Linked DNA regions of Homo sapiens: region 1 is linked to region 2. Evidence: chromatin loops called from intact Hi-C (ENCODE). Cell type or tissue: CD4-positive, alpha-beta T cell. All regions are shown on one strand. Region 1 overlaps ATP6V0D1 (ATPase H+ transporting V0 subunit d1). Region 2 has its middle 11 kb from the start of CES4A.

The links. A loop is a pair of places that touch in the nucleus more often than their neighbours do. Peaks named below come from ENCODE experiments on the same cell type or tissue, not always from the same donor. Only the 100,000 strongest peaks of a DNase experiment are listed, where the experiment ranks them.
Region 1: it touches region 2 in a loop (4-fold over the local background); 5 of 110 quality-filtered maps call a loop at or near these places.

What each region holds. Positions count from the first base shown.
Region 1 is chr16:67,463,871-67,468,870 of GRCh38, reverse strand. The region is part of intron 1 of ATP6V0D1 (ATPase H+ transporting V0 subunit d1); the gene reads left to right. Among named protein-coding and RNA genes, the nearest start is that of ATP6V0D1, 15 kb to the left of the region's middle. RefSeq lists enhancers at 2,435-2,935, 2,936-3,436. In CD4-positive, alpha-beta T cell, a CTCF peak has its summit at 2,883 (motif pointing right); a DNase peak (open chromatin) is centred at 2,910.
Region 2 is chr16:66,975,207-66,980,206 of GRCh38, reverse strand. No RefSeq gene overlaps it. Among named protein-coding and RNA genes, the nearest start is that of CES4A, 11 kb to the left of the region's middle. In CD4-positive, alpha-beta T cell, a CTCF peak has its summit at 2,362 (motif pointing left); a DNase peak (open chromatin) is centred at 2,346; H3K4me3 peaks cover 116 bases.

The sequences.
Region 1 (5,000 bases), 490 kb before region 2:
GATTTCTTGGGCCTGGTTTCCGAGGTGGAGCCAGTGCTTGAACCCCTGCTAGGCCTTTTGAAGTACCCTCAGCCTAGGCAGATGTCAGCCATTCAGGGCCCTTAGTAAATAAGGCTTTCTGGGTGACTAGGGTTTCTTGATGGCAGAGACGGAAATGCTTCAACACCTTATTTTAAACATTGCATAATACACTTCTGGAATATATTAGTCTCATTTCCCTGCTTGCTTGCTTCCTTTCCTTTCTTTCTTTCCTTCCTTCTTTTTTTTTTTTCTTTTTCTTTTTGAGACTGGGTCTTGCTCTGTTGCCCAGGCTGGAGTACAGTGACCCAAACACAACTCACCGCAGCCTTGACCTCCCAGGCTCAAGCAATCCTCCCAACTCAGCCCCCCAAGTATGTAGGGCTACAGGCATGCACCACCGCACTTAGCTAATTTTTGTATGTTTTGTAGAGAAGGGGTTTTGCCATGTTTCCCAGGCTGGTCTTGAACTCCTGGGCTCAAGTGATCTTCTTGCCTTGGCCTCCCAAAGTACTGGGATTACATGCATGAGCCATCACGCTTAGCTCCTTTTCCTTTTTTAAGACAGGGTCTCACTCTGTCGCCCAGGTTGGATTGCAGTGGCATGATCATGACCCACTGCAGCCTCAACCTCCTGGGCTCAAGTGATCCTTCTACCTCACCTTTCCCAAGTAGCTGGGAGTACAGGCATGTGTTACCATGTCTGGCTAATTTTTTATTTTTTAGTGGAGACAGGGTCTCACTATGTTGCCCAGGCTCCCTGCTTTCTTAAGTGGCATACACTGAACATAGCAGAGTCTCTCCTGCATTAACGGCTGTTAGACTTGGAATGAGATGGAACAGAACCACTGTCCCTGAGGGCCCAGGTCTGCCTCCCATAGTTTTGTCCCTGGCCTTCTGTCAGGCCACCCATTCACTCTTCCTGCTGTGGTCAGGATGCCTGCTATAGCACCAGGGTCCCCTTCCCAACCTGTAGCTGCTCTTGGGCTTTGAGCTCAGTGATCAGACACACTGCAGCTTGTTAGGAGGATCTGCATCCAGAATGAACAGGTGCAAGGACATGATATGACTGTCTCTAAGTCATCTGCGCCTGCTCAGGGTCAGGACCCTAGTGCCCCTATGGGTTGCCAGAACCTTTCTTGAGTTCTTCTGTGTGGAGCCAGGCATCAGGCAGACCATGGCTCCCTTCCGGACAGCTGTGTGATGCAGAGATGTATTTGCCCACTTGTAAAATGAAACAGAAATCACTTACTCGTAGGTTGTAAGGATTCAACAGCGCAGTCCTAGCCAGAGTGGATGCTCAATAGATATTTGCCTGATTGGATGAGTGACAGCTCTTTTTTTTTTTTGAGACAGAGTCTCACTCTGTTGCCAGGCTGGAGTGCAGTGGCATGATCTTGGCTCACTGCAACCTCCGCCTCCTGGGTTCAAGCGATTCTCCTGCCTTAGCCTCCCAAGTAACTGGGATTACAGGCACCCGCCACCACGCCCGCCTAATTTTTGTCTTTTTAGTAGAGACGGGGTTTCACGATGTTGGCCAGGATGGTCTTGATCTCTTGACCTCGTGATCCGCCCACCTCGGTCTCCCAAAGTGCTGAGATTACAGGCATGAGCCACTGTGCCCAGCCATGACAGCTCTACTGGCACTGGCTGAGTACTAGGCTTTGGGGGTGTGGGGGAGGAAAAGCCAAGTCTCCCACCCCCCAACCCCAGGGATGCACCATATCATAGATTTCCCTGTTTCTGAGTTATTAAGCACTTGCTTTTATTAGACACATACTAGGCAGTAGAGACAAAAGGAGTTGAGACTTAGATAAAGGGAATTGGAGACTTGGGAGGGTCTGGCTGAGAGGGAGAGCAAGAGTGTAGAGGGCTGAGGATGCCCATGCTTCCCTCCACGTCCTCTTCAGCCTTGTCCCTCTGAAGGCTTTGTCTTCACTCATGCAAGACAGACCAGTTCCTTATGACCGACTCAGGTCTGTGTGGTCTCCGGTTTGGCTTTCCAGGCTTATATCCACCTATTGTTCTCTTTCTTTTCTTTTCTTTTCTTTTTTTTGAGACAGGGCCTCACTCTGTTGCCTGGGCTGGAGTGCAGTGGCTCCATCATGGCTCACTGTAGCCTTGACCACCTAGGCTGCAAACCATGCACCACGACGCCCAGCTGATTTTGTTTATTTTTGGTAGAGACAAGGTCTCATTATGTTGGCCAGTCTGGTCTCAAAACTTCTGGGCTCAAGTCATCTTTCAGCCTCGGCCTTCCAAAGTGCTGGGATTACAGGTGTGAGCCACCGTGCCCGGCCAACTTCTGTTCTTTTTTTTTTTTGAGACAGAGTTTTATTCTTGTTGCCCAGGCTGGAGTGCAATGGCACAATCTTGGCTCACCGCAACCTCCGCCTCCCGTGTTCAAGTGATTCTCCTGCCTCAGCCTCCTGAGTACTAGGATTACAGGCAAGCGCCACCATGCCTGGCTAATTTTGTGTGTGTGTGTGTGTGTGTGTGTGTGTGTGTGTGTGTGTGTGTGTGTGTATGTGTTTACTAGATACAGGGTTTCTCCATGTTGGTCAGGCTGGTCTCGAGCCCTCGACCGCAGGTGATCTGCCCATCTTGGCCTCCCAAAGTGCTGGGATTACAGGCGTGAGCCACCGCGCCTGGCCCAACTCCTGTTCTTTATGAGACATTCCTGCATAGCTCTGTGGGTACCTGTAGTCCCACTCCCTCAGAGGTTGATGACTGGGAGATGCTGACCAGGAGTCTGAGGCAGTGATTAAATTGGAGGGATGTGTTGAAGGGGAACTGGAGCTGGCGTACCCTCTTCCCACCAGAGGGGCCCCTCGCTGTGGACAATGCCATCCTCCCACCACAAGGGGGTGCGCCAGGATCACTCCACTTCTCAAGGAGCCTGGGGAGGGAGGTGTGGCTGGACCCCGTGAGTCATCCAGGCTCTCTCTCTGCTTTTCCGTGGGGCAGCTGCCACCAGCACTGTCCCTTGGGTCTCTGCTCTGGGCCCTACTTCCCTCACTTAAGTCTCAGTTGGCCTTCTCAGATGAGGTAGGGCTTGTCGCTTAGTGTCTCCTGTCTGTGTACCTCTACCCATCCTCACCTCCCTGTGCCCTATCTTCCTGGGTTGGGAAGGAGAAGGCCAGGGGACATTTCCTGATGCTCTTTGCCTTGGTGCCCAGTGCAGGCTGCTCCAGCCTTGCCCACCACACCGTCCTCATTTACCCTCACCTGGGTCATGCCAGCAGCTCAGAGTTGGAGCTGCAGGTACAGCACAGTGTGCTATGAACCCATGGGTCTTGGGAGCTCCAAGTAGGAGCTTGAGGCAGCCCAGGGATCAGGGCTACACTTCTCAGGCTCCTAGAACCATGCACCTCCCTAGGTAGTCACCACTCTTGTCTTGCCACCCTGGCCTCTCCAGGAGAGGGAAAATTTGTCTTCAGGACAGAGGATGAATTTTTCTCTCTCCTCAACCTCATTTGGCACTCCCTCTGAGGGGCATGTAGGATGTATGTGGCATGTATAGGTACATATATGCAGGGTGACTCCGGGAGATGGCCAAACCAGGCACCTGAACACCATGTAAGCACTGCAGGTCCACACGGTCAGGCTGGCGATGGGTTATCAGTTGATTGACAAGTCTCTCCTACCCTGTACCCCAGTTTGGAGGCCTCTCCATTGGGCTCCTTGGCGTCTGCCTCATCCAACACCTACTCCCTGGCTGATGTTTTAAAAAATCTATCCTGCACTAGAATGTTGGTCTTCCTCCTTTTCAGAGGCAGGAAAGTCAAGGCCCCGAAGGGTGCTTTAGTAGGCTAGGCTGCTGCTTTGTGGCCTGGGCACCTGCTCTGTGTGTCCAAACCTAGCAACTCCCCTGAAGGACCAAGGAGTAGGCACAAGGGGCAGTGCTGGGATTGCCCCTGTGTGAATGTGTGTGGTCCTGAGGACCGCTGGGCAGATTGGTGGCAGGGGAAAGGAATATGTGGAGGAGCAGCCCTGACTGGTGCTGGACACTGCTTTCCTGGCCAGCTCTTGCCTGGCCCTGGGCACTTGCCCAGACCTTGCCCCACTTTGGATGCTCAGGCAATGGTTTTCAGGCCTTGACCTCAACAGAGGCTTTCGTGCTTGGCTGGTGGATGGGGCTTTTCCCTCTGAGGAGTCATCTGAAACTCAGCTTTTACTGCCTGCCCTTGTCCCTGTGCTGGTGGCCACTCAGAGGCTCCACAGCCCCAGGGTCTCCCCTGCAGCTGTCATCAGTTCTTCTGAGGCTGTTCCATGGGTATCCAGGCCACTGGTCTCACTGGGAGCCCCTGAGTGGCCCTCAGGGGCTGGGTTGCAGGGAGTCAATGTGGTCTGGGCCTGACGAGGCTAGAACAGTGTCATAGCTGGACAGGCTCCTGGAGGTACCGTTATCCAGCTCTCTTCATCTGGGAAGCTGGGTCCAAGGTAAGGCCCAAGGGCGTAATTATGGTCTCCTGACACCTGTCTTGGCAGTTCCTGACCAATCACTCTATGTTCTTTGATTTTTTTCCCCCTTTATCTATTCTTCCATTTGTTCACTCAAGGATGCCTGGACTATATCTCTGTGAACTGGCCCCCAACTCAGGAACGGGTAGTCATGCAAAAAGGACCCTGTTTCTGGGGCCCTTGTCTTTTCCTCAGGCCTTGCCACATGGGATCTAGCTTGAAACTTGAAGGGTTGGGAGCTGATGAATACAGATGAGCTGCAGTCCATGATGTAGCACACAAGGCCCTGAGGCTGCCAGGTCATGGGTTCAGCTCTGCCTGTTTTCCCATGCCCCCAACCCTTTAACCTTCAAACTAGATACCATATCACAAGGCCTGGGAGAGCACAGGGTCCTGGAATGTCACCCTTCGGTATCTGCCCAGGCTCCATGCCTCCCACCTCCCCCAGTGGCTTCAGTCATTTGGACCTAGCTTCCACTGTGTGGTCAAGCAGGTGACCACGTCCCTCCCAGGGGCCA
Region 2 (5,000 bases):
AACACTTTTTTTGTTTGTTTTTTATTTTTGACACCCAGGCTAGAATGCAGTGGCACGATCTCGGCTTCACTGTAATCTCCACCTCCCAGGTTCAAGCAATTCTTCTGCCTCAGCCTCCCAAGTAGCTGGGATTGCAGGTGCCCGCCACCATGCCAGGCTAATTTTTGTATTTTTGTTTCCCAGCTTTATTTTGCCATGTTGCCCAGGCTGGTCTTGAACTCCTGGCCTCAGCTGACCTGCCCACCTTGGCCTCTGACAAACTCCAGGAGCCACAGTCCAGGCCCAAAAGACAGAGGGGACTCATGAAGGCATCTGAGGGAGAGCAGGGCTGGCCCCTGTCATCTCCCTGCGGGCTGTCCAGCCCCAGTCTGAAGCCACTGCCTTGCAAAACCCCTCCTCTGGGCCTCCCTTGCTGGCCTAACTAGAATCCCAGTCCCCCCACCCAAGTCAGCCCACTAGACCCCAACTCCAGCACCTGGAAGGCCACCCTAGACACAAGGGCACATTCTGGAGGGGAAGGACTTGCAGTTTGAAGGCCAGTAAACTTGGGTGTGAGTCCTGCCTTTGTTCTCACTGTGTGGCCTCAGGCACGGTACTGCCCCTCTCTGATTCTAATTTCCTCATCTGTAAGGTGGGGTCCTCTCGGAACCCCAGAGGACGGCCCAGAGGCCTGCGGGAGAGGCCGGGTGTGAGTAAGCTTGAGCTCAGAGGAGAGCTCAGTGGGTGGCCGGGAGAAGCCTGGACCTCACCCCTACCCGCACCGCCAGCGATTGCCTTGTTTCCTGGGGTCCTGGTCAAGGTCTGAAGAGTGGGAAGGGGCCAGCTTGGGGGCAGCAGGGAGGGGCAACGTCACCCGAAGAGAGGCTCCAGTGGCAACGATGCCCCAAAGTGTGGGAGGTCTGGGGGTGATGGGAAGGAAGGCAGGCAGGCTAGGGCAGGGAAAGAAGGCCATGTGGGTGCCACTGCAAGAACCAGAGCTGGCGTTCCCCTGCCAAGTTCCTTCCTGTTCTTGGAATAGCCTTCCCGGAGCCTGGGCAGGCTGGACTGGGAACTGGGGTGGAGGCTGCGGGGGCGTGCAGAAGTGGAGATGGGGGGTGGCTAAAACCCAGGAGGTGGGGCTATAGACAGACTGGGGAGGAACTTGAACATGGCTTCCCTGAAGTCCCCAGGGAGGGACACAGACTCTATATGACACTCAACCTGCCATTCAGAGCCTCCCAGGGGTCCACCGACCAATTCTTTTGGGCAGCTACAGGCTCAGAAGTTATTTATTTACTTAGAGACAGAGTCTCACTCTGTTGCCCAGCCTGGAGTGTTGTGGCTCAATCAGCTCACTGTAACCTCGAACTCCTGGGCTCAAGCCATCCTCCTGCCTCACACTACTACAGGTGTGAGACACAACATCTGGCTAATTTTTAAAACTTTTTGTACAGATGGGGCCTTGCGATGTTGCCCAGGCTGGTCTTAAATTCCTGGCCTCAAGCGATCCTCCCACCTCGGCTTCCCAAAGTGCTGGGGTTACAGGTGTGAGCAACTGCCCCTAGTCCCAGAAGTTATTTTAAGGTGGAAGAGACTCATGCCAATATTATGATGCTCCCTGACATACCCCAATTCTTCCATGTTTGAGTTGTAGTCGAGGAGCCATATGATTTTTTTGGACATTGCGAGCAGAGTGTTTATACCTGTGCCAGGGAGCACTTATTTAGCACTGGCTGTGTGTCAAGCACGACTCTAGGTGCTTCATGGCTAATGATGTTTCAGTACTCACAGCCAGACCTGGGAAGGGAGTCACTAACCTTACTCTCATTTTACAGATGAGAAAACTGAGGAACAAAGAGGATACACAGCTTACTCAAAGATACACATCTGTGGTCGAGTGCAGTGGCTCATGCCTGTAATCCCAGCACTTTGGGAGGCCGAGGTGGGTGGATCACTTGGGGCCAAGAGTTAGAGACTAGCCTGGCCAACATGGTGAAACCCCGTCTCTACTAAAAACAAAAATTATCCAGGTGTGGTGGTGGGCGCCTGTAATCCCAGCTACTTGGGAGGCTGAGGCACAAGAATCATTTGAAGCCTGGAGACAGAGGTTGCAGTGAAGCAAGATCACACCAATGCACTCCGGCCTTGGTGACAGAGTGAGACTCTATCTCAACAAAAATAAAAAATAGAAATAAAATAAAGAGAAGATACACACCCAGTAAATGGTGGAACTCGTAGGAACCCTATCCGTGAGCGTGTGTGTGTGAGACTGTCGGGTTGTGTGAGTAACTAAGGTTGGCCTTGGGTAGATACTGGAAGCATCTGCTAGGACCTCATCCTGTGGCGGGGTCCAGGTGTGCACGTCTGATCCTGCAGCGCCCCCTGGTGCTCACACTCCTGCACTGTTCACTTGGCCCTTCCTGTGGCCCTTCCACTGGGAGGCTCCCGGGTCCACCAGTCCCTGTCCTGCAGGGCCACGCCTGTCTGAGTCTTTGGCTTGCTCCCTTCAGCTCTGCATGGCTGCTGGGTCCTAGGGCATGGAGGGGCCTTCAGGGAGCCTCAGGGAAGAGAGAATACAGAGGCATGAGGCCTGGAATCCCCTCTGCCTGGTAGGTCATATCCCCCGACCCCTGGGGCAGTACCAGACATTCTCCTCCCTCCCTGGGTGAAGGATGCCCTTGGCGGAGAGGGCTGGAGCTAGGACAGGGTCTGAGGCCTCAGCAGCCGGCTTGCCCACCCTCTCCAGGGCCTGCTGGTGTTGGCGATACCCAACCTGGTAACACCCCCCCGCTACACTCCCATGGCTGCCCTGTGGGGGCCACCATCAGGCCCAGAGGAAGAGGCCTCTTTGTACATCCAGTGTGGCCCACACCAGACCCCTGATTTCCGGGTCCACTCCTGCTTGCCTTAAGGCTGCCCTATCGGGGCTTCTTTTCCCCAACCTCTGTGTCTGGTCAGTCGCCCGGTCTTGTCTGCGGACTCTAAATCTAGAGCCCACCAGTGCCTCTCCATCCACCTGGCAGCCCACCCTGGTCCCCTCCCTGTTCTCCCTGCTCTCCCCCTCCTCTCCCCCCTCCCAGCCACCCTCCTCCATACAACAGGGCTTCCATGAGCGTCAAGTCCATGCCGACCCCTGTCGCAGCCCACAAGTCCTCTCACGTCTGCTCTTTGCTGACCTCTCCAGCCCTGCAGAGCCGCGATTCCTCCACACATTGCATCCTTCAGGCCTTTGCTGCTGTTGTTCCCTCTGCCAGGCACGCCCTTCCCCCGCTCCCCACCCTTCCAGTCTTCTACGCTGGTCTGCACGGTTGAGTAACCTCTGTTTATTCCTCGGGTCTCAGCTGAGATGTCCCTCCTTCCCTGTCTCCCAAGTCTGGGCTGGTCTACGTCTCTGTGTCCTCACAGCCCTTCGTGTCCCAGTTACACACTGTATTATTGGGGCCTGTTTTGTTTTGTTTTGTTTTTGAGACAAGGTCTCACTCTGTCACCCAGGCTGGAGTGCAGTGGCGTGATCTCGGCTCACTGCAACCTCTGCCTCCCGGGTTCATGTGATTCTCCTGGCTCAGCCTCTCTAGTAACTGGGACTACAGGTGCACACTAGCACGCCTGGCTGATTTCTGTATTTTTTAATACAGAGAAGGTTTCGCTATGTTGGCCAGGCTGGACTCGAACTCCTGACCTCAGGTGATCCACCCGCTTCGGCTTCCCAAAGTGCTGGGATTACAGGCGTGAGCCACCGTGCCCGGCCAGGGCCTACTTGTCAAGCTCTACCAGCTTGTGGGGATGAACTTCCCTGGTGGAAGGAAGTGGATGAGAATAGCAGGACTTCAGTGGCACGTGGAGAACTTGGACTTGTCTTCAGGGAGACAGGGAGTCACCAGGAGCTTTCGAGCAGGAGAATGATATGACTCAGAGCCCTTCTGGCTTTCTGTCTCTCCTTCCTCCCCAAAATGGACTTCCCAGAACAGAGCTGGTTCCAGTTGGAAATGAAAATGCTGGCCAGGCGCGGTGGCTCACGCCTGTAATCCCAGCACTTTGGGAGGCCGAGGTGGGTGGATCATCTGAAGTCAGGAGTTCAAGACCAGCCTGGCCAACATGGTGAAACCCTGTCTCTACTAAAAATACAAAAAAATTAGCTGGGCATGATGGTGGGCGCCTGTAATCCCAGCTACTCGGGAGGCTGATTCAGGAGAATTGCCTGGACCTGGGAGGTAGAGGTTTCAGTGGGCTGAGATCGTGTCATTGCACTCCAGCCTGGGCAACAAGAGTGAAACTCCATCTCAAAAAAACAAGACAGAAAGAAAGGAAGAAAGAAAAAAGAAAATGAAAATGCTTTTCACCCACCCATCAGCAGCCAGCAGCTCAGTCTGACTGAGGAAGGGCATTTGTGCGACTGGAGCTGGTAGGATGGCATAACGGGGGCAGGGAAGACTCTGGGATATGTATTGAAATCCAGGTGTTGGCTGGGCACAGTGGGACACACCTGCAATCCCAGTGTTTTGGAAGGCCGAGCCGGGAAGATCATTTGAGGCCAGGAGTTTGAGGCCAGTCTCGGCAACATGGTGATACCCTGTCCCTACAAAAACTAAAAAAATTATCCAGGCATGGCGACACTCACTTGCAGTCCCCGCTACTTGGGAGGCTGAGGGGGGAGAATCGCTTGATTGAGTTCGAGGCTGCAGTGAGTTCGAGGAGTTCAAGGCTGCAGAGAGCTACAATCGTGCCACTTCAGTCCAGCATGCACAGCAGAGTGGACCCTGTCTCTAAAACAAAAACAAAAATAAACCCAGGTGTTTTAAGGTAGTGGTACATTGATCCTCAAAGCAAGAAATGTTTACTTCTGTGTCCGGAATTGGTGGGTTCTTTGTCTCACTGACTTCAAGAATGAAGCCACGGACCCTCCCGGTGAGTGTTACAGTTCTGAAAGGTGGCGTGTCGGGAACTGGTTCCTTCTGAGGTTCAGATGCGTTCGGAGTTTCTTCCTTCTGGTGGGTTCGTGGTCTCGCTGGCTCAGGAGTGAA